Regions from separate parts of the Mus musculus genome. Here region 1 is linked to region 2. The links are chromatin loops, found by intact Hi-C in ENCODE. Cell type or tissue: left cerebral cortex. All regions are shown on one strand.

Region 1 (4,000 bases), 74 kb before region 2:
CCCCCAAATTCCACTTTAGCTATAGACTGCCTTACCTCTGAACATGATCTTTAGCAAGGGTCAAATCTGAATAAATTCATGAGTCAAAAAGCTTACTGTTAAGAACTCGAGTACATTTAAGCTGACTGTGTTGCTTCAGGAGGCAGAGGCAGGGGGACCCCTGTGAGTTCCAGGCCACCCAGGGCTATAGAGTGAGACCTTGTCTCAAAGAATCATATTGGGGCTGAAGAGATGGCTCAGTGGTTAAGAGCACTTTTTGTTCTCACAGAGGATCTGGGTTCACTTTCTAGCACCCACGTGGAGGTTTATAACTGCCTGTAACTCTAGTTCCAGGGGATCTGATACCTCCATAGGCACTGTGCACACAAATGGTGATGACCATGCTTACATGCAGGCTAGCACTCAGACACATAAAGTGTAACACATTGTAACAATGAAAGAGCAGACTTAAAATGTGACAATAGAACGGGGGAGGGGTAAGCAGGTGTTAAACAAGGTCTATGTTTAAAAATTAAAGATGATCTGAGATTTTTTTTTCTCGTGTACATTGTTTTTCAAATGGAGAAAAGTGGAGAGAGAGGCATGAAGGTATTCCACTGAGGGGAAATGGGTAAGAGTAGAAGGAAGAGACCGAAGAGGAGAAAAACCTGTCTCTGTCAGTCACCCTTTTCACCCTCTGCCAAACCCAGTCAATGTTGCCCCAGCAACGAACCTCTAATATGGCCCCTCTGTTCCCCCTCCACTCCCTGTTCATCGTTTTCCCTTGACTAGCTTATCTTCTAGCGGTCTTGCTATGCTCTGTGTTACCGGAAAAGAGAAATCCCATCTCGACATTCCTCTGGTGAAAAACAAAATCCAATCAAATCATTGCTGGGCTGCGATTAAAGACAGAGCTTAGTGGTGAGTCCTTACCAAGCATGCGTGAGGCCTTAGCAGAAAATTACATTACATTAAATTAGATAAACACTACAGATCCTCAGGCTCTTTCTTTCACCTGCTATACAAAGCCTTCCGCAGTCTCTTCCTTCCACAGTCTGCAGCTCTCTGCCTCCTGCCATCTAACCCACAAGCACTCGTCTATAAAGAATGTCCTTTCCCCACTTCTGCCCATCCTTCAGAATGTCTGTCCTCAAATTTCCCATCCAATGGAGTGAGTGACTGCACTCCCTCCTCCCCCACGCTGGCCAAGCAAAGGCTTTTGGGCTTTTAGTTGCTTGATGTTCTGAGTCATACCTCTATTATAGCATTCCTGGGAGCATAATATAATACCTGTTCCTATGTCTCAAAGATCCCAGGAAAGTTAGGCCATGATAATTCATGTTTGGTCCCGATGGCTTGGCACAATGACTAACACGAAATGGAGAGGGAGGGAAGGATGAAGAAAATAAGAGATGGATGGAGTGGGTGAATGATAGCTAGGATAGACAGTCGAGATGACAAGGTCTGAAAAATGTTTTAATGTTTGACCCTGCACAAAAAAAAAAAAAAAAAAAAAAAAAAAAAAAAAAATCAAAGACGATACACCAGGGGGAGCTGAAGACCACAAGAACGCGGGAAAGGCAGGCCAAACGAGGCTGCAAGCTCAGGGATGAGCAGCGCGTCCCAAAGCAAGCATCATCACGCAACTGATACGGTGCATCCACGTGGGCAGCCCTTGGCCCTCAGAACTAGACAGCACTTGAGCTCATTCCCACCGCCCCCTCGATCCCGTCCCTCCTCCACTACAGTGAAAGCAAACAAAGGGGAGGTATCCCTGCAGGGCTACGGATACCAACGGCCAATCAGCTGCTTCTAATCTCCTCGAAGGCGGCCGCCTGCTTTTAAAGGGGCCCAATCTAGTTCTAAAAGCTTGAGGAGGGGCGGGGAGATCGGGAGTAGGGACGGCGCGGGGAGGCTTCCCCGAGGGAAACGGAGGGCGGAGGCGTGGGGCGGAGCCAGCTCGAGGAGGGCGGGCTGCGCCGCGGCGCGCGGGATCCGGCTGACGCAGCTGGCCCCGGCTCCCCGAGACCCAGACCGCGAGGGGAGGGGAAGGAGGAGAAAGAGTGAGGACGCGCGTGCGCAGTGGCGCGGGGAGGAGCGGGGACCTGGCAGCAGGCGAGGAGGCTGCGAGCGAGCCGCGAACCCGGCGGGCGGAGGGCGGCGAGCGCGCGCGCACCATGGGAGAAAAACCCGGGACCAGGTAAGGGAGGTGGGGCCGTGCCGCGGGGCATGGGCGGCTGCTCGTGGGGTGTGCCAGGTTGATCCACAGACAAGGACACCGGGGAAGAAACCCCGGGGCCGGACGCCTGGGTCCCTAGAGGGTAGCGGTCCGGGGCCGCAAGCCTTGGTCCTTGAGATATTGGAGTGGAGCGTGCGTGCTAGGGCTCCTGCAAAAAGCAAGACCTGATGGGGATCGGGAAACCCACGCCTGGGTTCTCGCAGAGATGTAGGAGTCGGACTACTGGGTTCTCTGTGCAGGCTGTGATGCAAGGGCGGAGGAAGGAGGAGCAGGTGGCCGGCCCCGAGGGGTTGTGTGCTGGGAGACTGGATGCTGGGAAGGGATTCCCCTAGACTCGTGCCCAACCAATGGAAAGCCTCCTGCCCAATACCCCACAGTCTGATTGCTCCCACCTGTCCCAAGGGCCCGATAGCTCTGCTACCAAACTTCTGCCTTCTAGGTTGCTAGGAGCAACAGCTTCTTCTTGAGAGAGAAGAGTGTGTAGGGACCCTCGCTGAAATTGGACTGTATTCCTCTCCTGGGGGTGGAGGGGAGAGGTAGTATCTCCCCTGGACACACATCCTCTCCCCGGATGTTCTCTGTGCAATCGAAGCTCCTTCCTTCCACTGATACCAGAGTTCTCTTTTTTGGTCTATAGCAAAATCCACTTCCTGTTGTGACCCAACACCCCCAAGAGGACATGGGGTGAATGCTTGAGTTCCAAAGGAGCAAGAGCTAAAGAATAGGTAGGGGCTATGTGCCTCAAGCCGGAGAGGACCAAGAATAAGGGCCTGATTATGAGCAGTGACTTCTGCAAAACATGGGATCAACCCCACCACTCCCACTGCCCTTAGAGTATGAGAAAGTAGGCATCTCAGCATTAAGAAGACCAATATCTGAGAGAGATGTCCACAGGGAAGACTGACCTCCTGGATTTGAGGTTAAACACCCCAGAGAAAGGGGAAGTCACTTACTTGGGGGGAGGCCCCCAAATTTCCGTTGTGTACTTCAGGGAGGGGGTAGATGGTCCAGAGAAAGACTGCTGACTTGGCATAATTCCCTACCATCTCATCAAATTCTGGGCCACAGGAAATGGAGAGAATGGCAGGAAGTGCTAAGAGGCATCTGCTTTAGCTGCACCCCCCCCCCCAAGCTGGGTACCTCCCTGGTCATTCCCTTACTCTGCCTCCTTGGCCAGCCTCAGTATGTGCCCACTGCCCGCTCCCTAACCAGGCAAGAGGTGGCTGGGGAAGATGTAGAGAGCAGATGCTCTGTAGTTACCCCAGGGCAATTGCCTGAGACACACTGGTTATGGCTGTCACAGGCTCTGTCAGGGCTCCCATTGGGGGAAAATACAGGGCAGGAAGAAACCAGAGGTAGAAGAGCTAGCCAGCCTAGGTGATGTCTGAGCTGTCAGCCCTAATTGGGACAGAAATTAGAGTGATTGTTCTAACTGCCACCATGTCCCAATGTGCCTTATTACTTGGGGATACGTAGGGGCGCCCTATGTATATGCCATATGACCCTAAGTATGACCCTGTGATGTATGGACAGCTTGGCTTTTGGGGAGGAAGAGACAAGTGGTTTTCTGAGCAGACATTTACATGGTGCTTGAAGGGAGGATGGAACACGGGGCATTATTCAGTGTGTTACCTGGGGTCCTTTCCCAGGAATTGCCCCTGGGGCAGCATGCCTCACAGGGGGCAGAATGACACTTGGAAGAATAAGCCACCGAGTAGCCAGAGCCCTGGGGTCACTAGACAGTTTCCTACTAATGCTCCCAGCAGCGGGTGGAGTCTAGGC
Region 2 (4,000 bases):
TGTCTCGAAAAAAAAAAAACAAAAAAACAAAAAAACAAAAAAAAAGGCAAAATGGAGACTGAATACAAAATGGCTGCAGTTATGTTAAAAGGAGCAGGCCTCAACATGGAGAAAAGGGTTTGTTCAACTTACACTTCCAGATCATAGTCCACCATTGGGGGAATCAGGACTGAAACTCAAGCAGGGCTGGAACCTGGAAGCAGAAGCTTATACACAGGCCACAGGGATGCTTACTGGCTTGCTTCTCATGGCTTGCTCAGCCTGCTTTTCGAGACAGGGTTTCTCTGTGTAGCCCTAGATGTCCTGGAACTCACTCTGTAGACCAGGCTGGCCTCAAACTCAGAAATCCGCCTGCCTCTGCATTCCAAGTGCTGGGATTAAAGGCCTGAGCCACCACTGCCCACTGCTTTTTTTTTTTTTTTTTTAAATAGAACCTGGGATCATCAGCCCAGAGGCGGCACAACCCACCAACAGCTGGGCCCTGCCCCACGATCACTAATTGAGACAATGGATCTCATGGAGGTCTTTTCTCAACTCCTTTCTCTGTGATGTCTCTAACTTGTGTCAATGTAACACACAAAACCATCTAGTACACCCAGGTGGATCTCAAACACACTTTTTCTGAATAGCTCAGTTACTGGGGTGAGCCCTGCCTGACTCCACTGTAGTCTTTTTACTTTCTTTACAGAAAAAGACCTCTCCCTGTGGGACAGAAATCATGGGGCCACCGTACATCTGTCCCACACTTCCTCATTGACAAGGCTTTCTAACCCATCGAATCCTTACAACAGCTCTCTGGGCAAGTGGCTTCAGCCAACCTTTTCCACAGATGGTAACAACTGAGACTTCCAGGGGTGATGGGTTCAGTTGAGTCTTCAAGTAGACAAGGAGGGGCTGTACAAAGGTGTACACAGACCAAGGAGGAAGACGCTGACCCCAGTCACCTTCCCTTGTACAATCAGCTCCCGCAGCGCCTACTGCCACACCCCTCTCTTCACCTCTCCAGCTGCAGCCCCTCCACTTCCTCAGGGCCTCTCTCTTATCATTGCGAGTCTACCAGCCACTCCTCTCCTCAGACCTTTGCTCCAAGCCTCCCACCTGTTTAACTCCGGAGCCTGGCACTTCCTTCCCTGCTCACGTTCACTCCGCTCCTGCCTGTTTGGAAGCCTCAGACATGTGTACTGGAAAGTGTGCGCGCTGCCTGGGGCTCTCCCTCATCCCTCTCTCCCTGGTCTGCATCGTGGCCAACGCCCTCCTGCTGGTACCTGATGGGAAGACCACCTGGACGGACGGCAACCTCAGCTTGCAAGTTTGGCTCATGGGTGGCTTCATTGGAGGGGGCCTGATGGTGAGAATGCTGGAGCGCTAGCCAGGGACCTGGGTACCGAGCTAAGGGACCAGGGATGGAACCGAGAAGAAAAGAGGGGAAAGGACTCGTTTGGCTCTGGATGAAATGGCAAGGGTCTGATGGGGATTAGGGGTCTGTCCATCAGCTCACATATAGTGACCATTCTGTAGAGGGTCCTGGAGGAGCCATAGGGTCCTGAGTTGAGTGTCTGAGGAATGTGGGAAAGGAAGGACTTCTCTACTAGGTGGGAGTAAGTTCTCTGTGCCTCTCCTTGCCTCTACTACTGAACATATGCAAAAAACAAAAAACAAAAAAACACCTCATTATGAGGATAAAGGCTAGTTGTGTGGGAAGTTTCAGGGCAGTGTCATAACGGGCAAGGGTGGGTGCCCAGAGCAACCTCTGCAGCCCAGGTTGATATCTCAGATTAGACACTCCACCAGCCAACTCCATGCTTGCTTTCCCTCTCTTCCATAGCTGTTCCTTCTCAGCCTGTCTGCTAGGATCCCCAGTCTGTACTAAGTTAAGTGCTCAGAATACAATTCTGGACCCAGGTTGTCGGTATTTTAGAGTAAATGTCCCAGTCTTCCTGCAGACTAGGGAGAGAAGAGCCAGGTGTGATAGTGCACGCCCTTGGTCCCAGCAATCCAGAAACAGAGGCAATTGAATCTCCGAGGCTAGCCTGGTCTACTGAGGAAGTTTCAGGGCTACACAGAAAAACCCTTACTTGAAAAAGAAAAAAAAAAAAAGTGAGGAAAAGAAAACCACAAATATTCTATCTAGATTTTCCCCATCTTCCAACTCTCTTCCATTTAGAGAACTTTCTTTTTCATTTTTTTACTTTTTGTTTGTTTATTTAGAAACAACATCCTGATAGTATATCAAGCCAGCGGGGAATCATTTTATAACCCAGTCTGAACTTGAAGTCTTCCTGCCTGAACCTTTCACATACATGCCTGACCATTTGGGGGAACTTTTGACTGGTTAACCCAGTGTAGCATGGGATAAAGACAGAGATCGACCTAGCACGGTTTCCCACCTTTAGCACAACTTGCTTGCTGTTGAACTTCTCTGGGAGAAGTTGCACTTTGGTCCCCTCTGCTGGCCACATTGTTATTAGCTGAATGGAGATACCGCTCCCATAGCAACTCCCTTCCCTTGCCCTCTGACATCCTGTTTTCTACTCTGCCTCCTTTTTTTAAAATATAGCAGCATCAGGCCTTTATTTATTTATTTATTTACAGATGGTTGTGAGCCACCATGTGGTTGCTGGGATTTGAACTCCGGACCTTCGGAAGAGCAGTCGGGTGCTCTTACCCACTGAGCCATCTCACCAGCCCCTCTACTCTGCCTCCTGCATGGATTCTGGTGGTATTTTTTTATTGTTTCAGTTTTGCATTTTTTTTTTTTTTGACACAAGATCTCACAGGTGACTGACTTAGAAGTCACTATGTAGACCAGGCTGGCCTTGAGTTCACAGAGATCCACCTGCAGAGGCAGATGTGTGCCACTATCCCCTACACGGTTTTTGTGGTTATTGTTGCTGCTGTTTGTCTTGTTTTGTTTTGTTTTGTTTTGTTTTGTTCCGAGAAGGTTTCACATCATCCTTGCCTTGAGCTCACTGTGCAGCTGAGGGTAGACTTGAACCCAGAAAGCCACTTCCCTCCTAAATGCTGGGACTGCAGCCGTACATCGCTGGCCCAACTTTTTTTTTTTTTTCCTTTTTGGTTTTTAAGACAAGGTCACATGAAACCCAGTATGTCTTGAACTGACTCTGTAACCAAGGATGAGCTTAAAGCCCCAGAATTGTGAGCAAACAAAACCGCACCTGGCTCTCAGCTGTCTGAAGACTACAGGAGAACTGAGAGTTTAAGCCAGCCTATGTAAGAGGCAGCACAGAGACCCTTCCTTTAAAAGAGAAGAGTGGGCTGGAGAGATGGCTCAGCGGTTAAGAGCCCTGACTGCTCTTCCAGAGGTCCTGAGTTTAAATCCTAGCAACCACACGGTGGCTCACAACCGTCCGTAATGAGATCTGATGCCTTCTTCTGGTGTGTCTGAAGACAGCTACAGTGTACTTGTATATAATAACTAATTTGTTTTTAAAAAGGAGAAGAGTGCTAAAGAGATGGCTAGTGGTTAACAGCACATGCAGCTGCCAGATGTGGTGGCTCACACCTTTAATCCCAGGCCAGCTGAGGCTACACAGTGGGACTCTAGCTAAAAAAAAAAAAAAAAAGGAAGGCAATTTTAGTTGTCTGCACAGGTGACATCACTAGAAAGGCAAGAAGGTGGCATGTTGTCCTTAGATCTGTCATGAGGCAGAAAGGAGAGAACATTGAGAAATTGGTTGAACTAAGCAGATCTTTCTCTCAGGTGGCAACTGATGATCGGACTAAAACTTTCAGTCCCTTCCTTGGAGAAGAACAAAATACTGCCTCTCGTCCTGTGCATATTGGCCAACACTTGTTTTTTCTTGAGCAGGTCAGCTGTGGAGGCCAGGCCTAGTGCCATATGCGTATGCCTCCCTGCATGCAGGAGGTCAAAGCAGAAGGATCTGGTGTTCAAATCCTTCCTGGGTGCTAGACAGTGTAAACTGTGTGTGTGTGTGTGTTTGGGGGGGGGGGGCAGGGAAGAAGATAAGAGGAGAGGAAA

What was found. Hi-C counts contacts between places; a loop is a spot of excess contacts. Peaks named below come from ENCODE experiments on the same cell type or tissue, not always from the same donor. Only the 100,000 strongest peaks of a DNase experiment are listed, where the experiment ranks them.
Region 1: it touches region 2 in a loop (2.9-fold over the local background); 24 of 42 quality-filtered maps call a loop at or near these places.

The regions. Positions count from the first base shown.
Region 1 is chr11:70,430,575-70,434,574 of GRCm38, forward strand. Arrb2 (arrestin, beta 2) reads left to right here and starts at 2,006. Exons shown (of 15, transcript NM_145429.5): 1 at 2,006-2,179. The coding sequence starts at 2,157. In left cerebral cortex, a CTCF peak has its summit at 1,543 (motif pointing right); DNase peaks (open chromatin) are centred at 1,207, 1,858, 2,458, 2,803 and 2 more places; H3K4me3 peaks cover 2,183 bases; H3K27ac peaks cover 1,873 bases.
Region 2 is chr11:70,504,157-70,508,156 of GRCm38, forward strand. It overlaps Tm4sf5 (transmembrane 4 superfamily member 5), which reads left to right and starts at 1,118. Exons shown (of 5, transcript NM_029360.3): 1 at 1,118-1,348. The coding sequence starts at 1,175. In left cerebral cortex, a CTCF peak has its summit at 2,465 (motif pointing left); a DNase peak (open chromatin) is centred at 2,437.